Linked DNA regions of Homo sapiens: region 2 is linked to region 1. A link is a loop called in an ENCODE intact Hi-C map of the cell type or tissue named here. Cell type or tissue: endothelial cell of umbilical vein. All regions are shown on one strand. Links, peaks and the distances in the headings refer to the core of each region. The heading gives the core; the rest is flanking DNA. Region 1 has its middle 4.7 kb from the start of SLC8A1. Region 2 overlaps SLC8A1 (solute carrier family 8 member A1).

Region 1 (5,388 bases), core at 199-5,198:
GACCCTGATAAAGTCCGATGGCTTTGAGGCAGGAATTCCTAAAAACAAAATAAAACTCAGTACAGGGCAGAAACAAATTTTCAAAACAAAAAAAAATATACTGTCCTATATCATTTTATCTGTTTGGGACTCTCAAAAAAGGTTTGGTGGTGTCAACAGGAAATCTTAATTCAAGTCTCTGCAGAACTGACCACCTAAACTAGTACTTTCCCTAAACCTTTCTATTCCATTTTTCCTGCTTTATGAGCTTCATAGCAGTTTCTCCATATGACACCCTACAATGTGTTAATTTGTTTATTTTGCTTGTTGCCTGTCATTTTTTCACTAGAATGTGAGTCCCAGGAGAGTAGAAACTTCTACTGATGTTTTCACTGCTGTCTCTCCAGTGTCTGAGACAGTGCCTGGTCCGGAGTCCATCCTTATAAATATTTGTTGAAAAAATCCATAAAGAAATGAGTGAACAAATGAATTCATGGCTACTCTCAGCTGTGTTTTATTTTTCTCTGTTCTACCCAGCTTTTTTTCCTTTAATAAGAGTTGCTTGATGACCAACGATTGACATAATCAGGAAACTTACATATTCCTTGAATCTTGAAAAATAATAAATAAGAATACAAGAATAATGCTTATAAACCCCATGCCTAGTGAACCCTTCTTAATAGAGGAGATAAGAGATTCTCTGACTTAGTCACAAATTGGTCCAAATAAGAGCTTAGAAGTAATTCCTGAGATAACTGACAAAGGGTTAGTTTACAAACTCAAGCCTGAGGCTCGGTCAGATTGCTGTCTCTGTGTGGTTCCTCGTCCTGCAGTGTCACAGACAATCTGTCTGTCATCGCAGAGCAGGTGGCCAGGCAGAACACCGGTGTAGATATGGTGACTGTGTCAGCTAACCAGAGCCTGAACTGCAGCCACAAAGAGATGATTGCTATTAAGTTGCAATTTGCACTGGAGAGAGGCCAAAGAGTTTACCCTATCACCGGAATCCTTCTTTCCATCTACACCAGTCCCCTTACAGGGGACGATACATGTTCTACTAATTCATGTCCCATGCACCAAAAACTGCTCTAGATGCTGAGGAATAAATGTTCAAGTAGAAGGGGGCCCCATAGTAATGGACTGGACTTTCTAGATCATATCCTCCAATCTGCTTATGTCAGGTGAATTACATTACCTGCCCCTTAGGGACTCAAAAAGGCACTTAAACGTTTGTAAGTCCTCTTAAATTTCCCAGAAAAGTCCTCATTTTTATATTCTATTAATAGTGAAATTTGATAGAGCAGCAGAAAAGAAACTGAGTTGTGCCAGACGTAAAAGAGCTTTATCACTCGTCTTTGCCACAAATTAGCTATTTGACCTTAGGTCAGTGGTTTTCAGCCCTGGCTGAATCATAGAACCATCCCAAAAAACTTGAAAACAAAACAAAACAGTGCCCAGACTCGACTTCTGACCAATAGAGGCAGAATGTCTAAGGGTAGGACCCAGCTTTCAGTATTTTTTTAAATAACCCAGCTGATACATGCGTACAGCCAGGATTCGGCAAATCCCTTTGTACTTTCTTTCTCAGTCTGTAAAATGAGAGTAACCATAGCAGCCCCAACTAGTTCACAAGGATTTCTTACATAAAAATTAAATTGGAGGTGGCAAAAAATGTTAATGTCTATACAAACAATTTATCCTTTGTTTTGATAAAGACATTCTTAGGAATGCTGAAACAAACCCAAAGGTGACTTTTGTGTGACTGGATAATACTTTTAAAAGAATGGGAAAATAGAATGCAGTTTCTAAGTATTACTTGTTTGTGATTACTAAGGATTCTTTAGGTCACACTGTATGAGTCTACATTTTTAAAGAGACGAGAGCATACAGTTTCATTATTTCCAGACACTTCCAGTAGTAGCAGAATCAGCATCATTAAAATCATGGATTACAACACCCATAAGTTTAGTCAATTTTCCCCTTAGGTTTCATCTTCAAGGGCTACTGTCTGGGCATTGTGGTAAGCACTAAAACAGTGGCAGCTCTCAGAAGAGTCTAATCAGTGACCAGCAATTGAAGATACAGCGAGGGAGATATATATCATAAACGGTGCCTTGGAAAAGAGATTTATGAAAAAGGCTGAAGTGTAATCTCGCAGGGACATTGCTTCTGAACTGGATTGTAGGGAACAACTGCCTGGTACAAAGCACCCCAGGGAGCTTATCTTGAGCCCCTATTTGATGAAGAGTCCTTGAATCAATGTTGAGGAAAGTGTGTTGTGTAAACTTAGTGAAGAAGTTTACGCCCTACAGAAAAAGTTCCCAGTTAATAAAATTAATGTAATGTGACAATCAAAATTTTAGTTGTAGCAGGATTTGCGTAAAATGACTGTCTTTGAAATTCTACCCTCAGTTTATAATAGAGATAAGATCAAATTGATACCCAGACATAAGGGAACAGAATTATTGTGAAGGAGAGAAGAATTCATTGCCCCTTTTAATCAATCACTAACCACACTATGTACTTACAAAATCAGAAAGTTCACAAGCAGCTTTTTTCATTACAGAGAGGAAAAGTACTCTCTTGATGTAGAAATGTATATTTTTCTGGATTATTCATTGCATAGAACTCTGTATAACAAAAACAACAGCATAATCAATATCAATAATTGGATGACCTGATTATGTAGAATCTAATTATATAGAAATTTTAAAATTTACATTGACATCATGTTTATGAAACTTTACCAGTAATAATAACAGCAATATCGTTTGCTGAGCAATTACTATGATCAGGAACTATGCCAAGCATCCTATATACATTTTATCCTTCCCACAGCACCTTGAGGGAGAGTTTATGATCCATGTTTTCCAAACAAAGATATTGAGATTTAAGAGGTTAAAAAGCTTCCCCAAGGTCACACAGCTGGATCTGAAAAATCTAACACAGATATTCTGACTCTAAAGCCTTGGCTCTTAACCAATCTGCTATTATTTTCTGACCTCTAAATTAATAGCTCTAGATAATGATTCTGCCATTGAGTTACCATTGATAAAGTTGCAGGACAGAGACTAGATATTTCCTTAATTTAATAAGGGGCAGAAATGAAAAACAGAAGTCTCAGAATTTTGTACAAACCCAATTCTTTTTTTTTTTTTTTTTTTTTTTTGAGACGGAGTCTCGCTCTGTCCACCCAGGCTGGAGTGCAGTGGTGTGATCTCTGCTCACTGCAAGCTCCGCCTCCTGGGTTCACGCCATTCTCCTGCCTCAGCCTCCCAAGTAGCTGGGACTACAGGTGCCCGCCACCACGCCCGGCTAATTTTTTGTATTTTTAGTAGAGACGGGATTTCACCATGTTAGCCAGGATGGTCTCGATCTCCTGACCTCGTGATCCACCCGCCTCAACCTCCCAAAGTGCTGGGATTACAGGCGTGAGCCACCGCGCCCAGCCCAAACCCAATTCTTTAATATCAGTTGCTCAAATGTAGAATTGCAGGTCCCTGATGTCCAAAGACTGTGACAAATTCATTGGCGACTCAGAGGAAGTGGTTGACCCCACGGTAATGCAGAGAGGAGGAGAGTTGTGACTGTGAGTCTGCCAGGAAGGCTGCCCCAGTCTGTGGACTGTTGTGCAGTAGCAGGGTTTACAACTGGGTGAGGTACAAGAGTGGTGTTCAGTTGGTCAAAACAAAACAGAGAAGTAAAAGTTTAACTGCAGGAACAAGTCTCCAGGGAAGAGGAACAACAGCACTTAGAAGTCAACAAAGAATTCTCAAAGTCATCCCCAAAGCAAAGAACCCTGGATCTACTCATCAGCAAAGAAAACCTAAAGAACAAAACTGGGAACCCAATGGTTCACCTGAGATTCTTAGGTATGGAAAAATGGCTAATTCTAAGCTCCACTCACTGGCCAGGCTAGGGGCTATTATGTAATAACATTTTCTTATGTAGAAATCACTATGAAACTGAGCCTGTGACTGAACAGATAGGTGATTAGTGAAGGCTGGCAGAGTAAGAAATGAGGTGAGGGACGACTAAGACTGTATTAACATATTTCAGAAGCCCGAAGCAATGGAAGAGACAATAGAGGTACCTCTGATTTATGTAATTCAAAGTAAAAATGAAAGGAATTTAAACAGAGTATTGTGCTTGTTTTCCCTATGATGAAAACATATTGAGTGCTTTAGTAAAGTATTAAATATTTTTAAAAATCTTGGTAACCTGATCACATGTCTAAATTTTCTATAGACTAGATAAAAAGTAGGGCCTAATTCACAATATTTACACTTGGTCTGAAAATGAGTTTGCTAACAGATCCCCTGAAGGTTTCCTAGGAAATAGTTTGTGAACATCAGAACATCTTTCGAATATATCAAATCTTAGTGATATCCCTGTGGAGTCCCCTGAATGGTTGTGTCGTATTGCTTTGGTTAGATAACAGTGGAGACCCGGTGACTCTTAATTCCAAGTCCAGAGGAAAGAATGGCAATCAATATGGAAGACTGCAATTAAGAAACATTACTGCTATTAGAATGTAAATTACCACCTTCCTCCATTCAACATGTCTTCTTTCCAAAGCCACAGACTGCAGCAGCCTCACTTTTTCCTTTCTTAGAGCCATAGTCTTCCTCAGCCTTGTGCCTGTGATGCAGCCTTTGATAATTCTCGCAATAAAAACTCACTCATGTATGACATTTAGGAGGGAGCAAAAGGTTTGATTTGCCTTGGGGCCCTGGAACCATTATAAAAATGCCTTTAAAGAGAAATGAAAGGCAAAGAAAATTAGGGGCTCAGAAACTGACTGAACCAAAAAGGATGCCAAATCACTAGGCACTAGGCTGCCTCTCCAATAGTTCTAGATAAACAGAAGACCATTTAATATTGTTTTTTTCCCAAGAATCCAAATCAGTCTAAAAGCAGTTTCGATTGGAAAAGAGGAAGAATCAAGTGGCCAAGATGTAGCCTTTCAGTTTCAATGGTCAAAGCAAAAAAAAAAAAAAAAAAAGTCTTAAGACAGACTTTGGGCATCACTGGAGTATAAACATTTAAAGAACAGGGTTCTTGTCACTCCATGTCACAAACATGCCTAAAATTTCAAGAAAATCTCAGCTTTCACTAAGCGGCCCGTCATAGCAATAAGAGGCTACACTCTTTCCACAAAATCTATTCCAGTGAAATATGGCCCACTCACATTTTCATTTAGCTTTCTCTTGGTTCCTTCATTTGGCTGTGTTCTATTTCCTATTGAGTGGAGTCTTTAGTTATAAGCTTTCCTTAGTGTTATTTAGAAGGCAGCCACTTTTCTCTCCAAGCCCCTTTCATTGAGTGTGAGCCAAATATCTGCTACTCACACTGCCTTAAATTCAGGGACTCTAAGTAATTTTTGGTAGAGGACATATTCTAAAAGAG
Region 2 (5,388 bases), core at 274-5,273, 130 kb after region 1:
ACAGTGAACTGTGATCACACCACTGCACTCCAGACAGTGCGATCATAGCTCACTGTAACCTCAAACTGTCTGAAAATAAATAAATACATGGAGAGAAAAATTATCATAGACGAAAATATTTAGAAAAGCCATCCTAGGCCGGTCACGGTGGCTCACGCCTGTAATCCCAGCACTTTGGGAGGCCAAGGCTGATGGATCACCTGAGGTCAGGAGTTCAAAACCAGCCTGGCCAACTGGCAAAACCCTGTCTCTACTAAAAATACAAAAATTAGATGGGCACAGTGGTGGCCGCCTGTAATCCCAGCTACTCGGTAGGCTAAGGCAGGAGAATCGCTTGAACCCGGGAGGCAGAGGTTGCAGTGAGCCGAGATCGCACCATTGCACCCTAGCCTGGGCGACAGAGCGAGACTCCGTCTCAAAAAAAAAATAAACATAAAATAAAATAAATAAATAAAAAGCCACCCTAATGAAAAATAATTGATGAGTTTTAGTACAAAACTCATCCTATTTTATGCAGTTAACTCACATAAAATTTTGCTAATATAAAGGGCACTTTTTTATTCTCCCGGGAGTGTTCTTTACTGTAGGGTTGCATATACATTAAAGTGGGTCATAGAAGTGAATACAGACAAGTACCAAATATAGTAGGCATTATGTGTGTGTGTTTTATGATTCTATGAATATTCTATGAATATTCTGTAGAAAATGAAGTTAAAAGCATTGGTTAGACTTTTCACTTTCTAGCCTCTCACTAGTGGTAATAAATAATGACAATAGTAATGATAAGACACATTTATTGATAATGTATTATGTGCCAGACACTAAGCTTAGCACACTATATGGCAATTACTGAATTATCTCAATAAATTCTTATAACAATCTCATACCATAGATAATATCACCCTCATTTTCCTAGGTAGGAATCAGAGGCTTAGAGCCAAGATTTGAACCCTTGTCTGCAGGCCTGCAAAGCTGATGCTCCTAGCATCTACGTGTACTCCTCAAAACCTATCATAAGATTTTATTTCATTTGGAAGAAAGAAAGTATTTATTGTCTTTTGAGACGTTTTTATTCATTCAATTTTGTATGTGGCTCTGGTTTGCAGGTAACTCGATTGTATTAGATTAGATATTTATCTGTAGTTACAAGCAAGTTATATTTAGCAAATGCCGTAGATTCCAGAGGCAGTAAATCTTGCCATTTGTCATTTTTCCAGAATGCCTCAATTTACTTGATTAATCATGATCAGTCAATTATTTAGCAGTCTGTGCAAAAAGAGAATATATTTTAACTTTATTTTTCCTTTATGAGCTGGTAATTGGTAAAATGAAGAGAATTTCCACATTTACCTTTGCAACTATAAGCAACTAGTAGTATATTTATTTTGTATATAGACAATTACCTCTCTTTATAATAGTAATTTATTGATGGGTGTGTGTGTGTCCCTGCTTGGAATAATGGACTGATGTGTAAATTCAGGGAAAACATCAGAAATGACTAATTAGAAAACATAAAGGAATACTACTCTTGTATTTCCAGTTTTCTACTTTATTTTAATATACCAAATGTAGTCAGCCTTAGACATTGCCTTTATTATTCACTGGTTGGTTTTGTTCTTTTCTTACGTTTAGTCCAACAACACACATAGTTTTCAAAGAGGTAAAACTAAATTTTATGGGAATTCAGCTTAAAGAATGGCAGGAAGGACTGGCCTTGATGACACATGACCATTTATCCTCATCATTTTAATGTGTTTCCTTTAATAGTCTCACTTCAGACAAAAACATATACTATCATCCTGCCTCTACTATGCAAATGGAAAAATATGGTACCTTCTAATGATCAGAAGTTAGAACGGGTCTTGGGAATAACCATTAGTCCTAATAAATAGCGTAGGATAGTCCATTCAAAAATATTATTTAAAATTCATTTTTATTAAGATATGCATCTAGCATCTACTTTTTGAAAAGTTTTAAGCTCCACACCCGTTTTTAGTTAGAAACATTAGTTTATGCTTCTGAAGTTTCAGCTCCTGCTCTTTAAATAGCTTGGCTGTCTTGTTTTTCCCCCCCTTTTTATTACATAGTACTTTCCCAGGGTAAGTGATAAATAAAGCTGGAGGGTTGGTCATAAATTCCCTTCCTCTCTTTCCCCTCTATCCTACCTCAGGTTATTTTTATGCTAGGATCTGTGACAGCGTGCCAGGACTCCAGTCAGCATCACATGCAGTGGGATGGGATTGAGGAATACTTGCAACCTGGGAGTCTTCCCTGCTTAAAGCTCTCACTTTAAACCTAAGCAAGGGCCTGGGATGGGAGCAAGAGCCTAAAACAAGAACTTGAATGTGCAGCACCCTATCCTTGCTAAGGGACTCGTCATGACAAGTGATGAGAATTCTTGGCCTGGTTTTGAAGATACGTCATAGGGCTGATTGGAAAGAAAAATCATTAGTAACTTAAATCCTTTTCTCTTTCCATCTCTTATTCTTCCTCACATCTGTGAATGAGGATTCTGTTGAACATCTTAAATACTTTCAGGTTTAGCAAGAGATCTTCCAATAGCCATTTAACAAACAGCAAGAGGAAGTTCAGCCCTTGGCCAAAGAGATTAAAAAATTTAAACACACTTGGATGTATTGAATTTATTAACTTGGCCTCCAGAAAGGGAACATTGTAGTTGCACAGGCAGCAAGAAAATTAACCATTCAGTGCTGTAAAATACAGGAAGTTAATAGTACTTCAGATTGTGGAGACAGAGGTCTGGGAAGGATTGTTGGAACTGATAACATTTGGTTGGACCTAACGGTTGCGTAAGGTTTCAATGGGCCAGAGAATATGAGAGTATTCATTCAAGGGAAACTGCAGGAATAAAGGTTTGGCCGAGTGAAAGTTTGTCTGTTTTCAGTGAATTTTAAATAGTCCAGTGCGTGTGTGTGTGTGTGTGTGTGTGTGTGTGTGTGTGTGTGTGAGGTTGTAGTGTGAGGAGATGAAAATAGAGAAGTAGTGTGAGTTGAAACCATAAGGGACCAGGAGGGATACATTAATGTGTCTGGATTGGGCTTTGCTGGTTTTCTAGAGTTGCTGGAAGTCCTTGGGCAGACAAGTGACATAATCTACTCTGTGCTCTTAAAAGGCAACTGGTAATGGTGTAGACCACAGATTGAAGGGGCTGAAGCTGGAGGCAAGCAGATCAGATGGGGGAGCCCTTGCAATAGTCCAGGTGGGAGATTTTGATCACCTACAATAGGAGGAAATTGGAAGTCACTGGGAAGCTGGGACCAAATTTGGAAACTGATTCAGTGTGAGCTATGAAGATGAAAGAGACCTGAAAGATGACACGCTTGCGAACTGTGGTGCTTTCAGATTATCTAGAGACCACAGAAAGAGTTCAGTTTGGGATATCTAGTTTAAACTGCTGTAAGAGGCAGTGGAAAATGTATGTATGCGAACAAAAATGAGAATTGAGAGCTGAAAATAGAGATTGGGGGATTCGCAGCAAGAAGTAATGACAAGAGCTAAGTCATCAGGTGACATTACCTACAGAAATATATAAAGAAGGAGAAAACTGCAGGAGAACTTTGAGAAATGTTCTCATGGTGGTGGTTGGAGGAAGATGAATTTAAAAGAAAGAAGTTAAGGACTGATTAGAGGCAGAGGAGATAAACCTCCACAGTATCACATCAAATGGAACGGGGGAAGTCGATGTTTCAAGGACAAAGGTGAAAGAATAACTATTACTAATAATGGAAAGATCCTTGGGGAGTCTATGTGGACCAGGATAATACATTAAATTTAATCACATAGTGCTTTTAAGTCACAGAAAATTCCTTGGAATGGTTAATTTCTTTTCTTTTTACTCTATTTATCGACCTGAATAGTTTCTACCTCAACTCATCCAAACCTCAGAATATCCCAAAAGTCTAACTCTTTACCCTCTTCTGCTAAATATGCTCTTTTTCTTTCTTCTCTGAATTCCTGTGGTTGGTATTGTTAGTTCTCTTTTCACATGTGTATGTCTTATTTCCCCAACTGTATTATATGATTTTCAGGGCAAATACTGTATTTTTTTTTCAGTTTTATTTCTGCATGTATTTATTTACTTATTTATTAAATAATTTCAGCTTTTATTTTAGATTCATGGGGTACATGTGCAGGTTTGTTACATGGGTATATTGCATGATGCTAAGGTTTGGGGTATGACTGATCCCATCACCCAGGTAGGGACCATAGTATCCAATAGGTAGTTGTTCAGCCCTTTTCTCCCTCCCTCCTTTTGGAGTCCCCAGTGTCGTATTATTCTCATCTTTATGTCCATGTGTACCCAATGTTTAGCTCCTAGTTATATGTGATAACATGCAGTATTTGATTTTCTGTTCCTGCATTAATTCACTGAAGATAATGACCTCCAGCTGCATCCATGTTGCTGCAAAGAACATGTTTTTTTTTATGGTTGCATAGTATTCCACGGTGAAGCACTGTATTTTAAACTCATTCATTTGTGCCTCACAGTCTAGCAAAGTGATTTGCAGAAAGAACATGCTCACAACGTTTTTTAAAAAGCTATGCTGCGAAATTTGGCAACATGTATTAAGTGTCATGAAACAGTTATTTCCTTTGACACATAATGCCTCTTTTGGGACTTTATTCTAGGGGAATAATGTGAAATGTTAAAATGTCATATGCACAAACATACTTCACAGAGTTCTTTCAAAACAATTCAAAGGTCCAGTATTGTAACAGTGGAATGTTCATGTGAATTGTATGTCATTCAATGGAATCATGCAACTTTTAAAAACTATGAAGACTATCAAATTAGAAATGTAATTATCATTTAAGAAGGAGCAGGGCATACAATTATTTGTGCATTATAGGTTTCAAATGTATAACATGCATATGAGAAAGATTGAAAGGGAATAAATTAAAATTATATAATTTAAGACAGTAGTAGAATTGTAAGTAGTTTCTTTTCTTTTTAAAATAGGTATATTGTATTACTATTGTTGTTACAAGTTGTTTTACACAAAAGTAATGTTTTGTTTCCTATGGAGGACCTAATATTGTACAGTGAGCTTGGAAGATTACTTGGACCATTAGCAATTTCTACTAATGAGCCCTGACCTTGGGATCAATACCTCTGCAGTCTGGTTAGGATCCTTCTCTTGTTTCCACACAATCATCTTTAAATTTACATCGTCAATTTAAATGGATCAAACAGATTAGATTAAGAGAATACTTAAAACACAGGCCCTCCTGGAAGTGACTGAAAGGAGTCCTCTTTAAATATGCAAGTCATTACTAGGCTGTCAAGAACCATTAGTAGCCCATAGTAGTGATGACCATAACCATTGATCAGTACCAGAAATTTGTTTCATCTCTTCATTTTGGACA

The links. Peaks named below come from ENCODE experiments on the same cell type or tissue, not always from the same donor. Only the 100,000 strongest peaks of a DNase experiment are listed, where the experiment ranks them.
Region 2: it touches region 1 in a loop (13-fold over the local background); 2 of 110 quality-filtered maps call a loop at or near these places.

What each region holds. Positions count from the first base shown.
Region 1 is chr2:40,454,077-40,459,464 of GRCh38, reverse strand. It overlaps a transcript of SLC8A1 not described here. Among named protein-coding and RNA genes, the nearest start is that of SLC8A1, 4.7 kb to the right of the region's middle. In endothelial cell of umbilical vein, for the core only: no CTCF peak of the experiment used is centred there; no DNase peak of the experiment used is centred there.
Region 2 is chr2:40,326,641-40,332,028 of GRCh38, reverse strand. The region is part of intron 2 of SLC8A1 (solute carrier family 8 member A1); the gene reads left to right. Among named protein-coding and RNA genes, the nearest start is that of SLC8A1, 120 kb to the left of the region's middle. In endothelial cell of umbilical vein, for the core only: no CTCF peak of the experiment used is centred there; DNase peaks (open chromatin) are centred at 1,758, 2,178 and 2,748.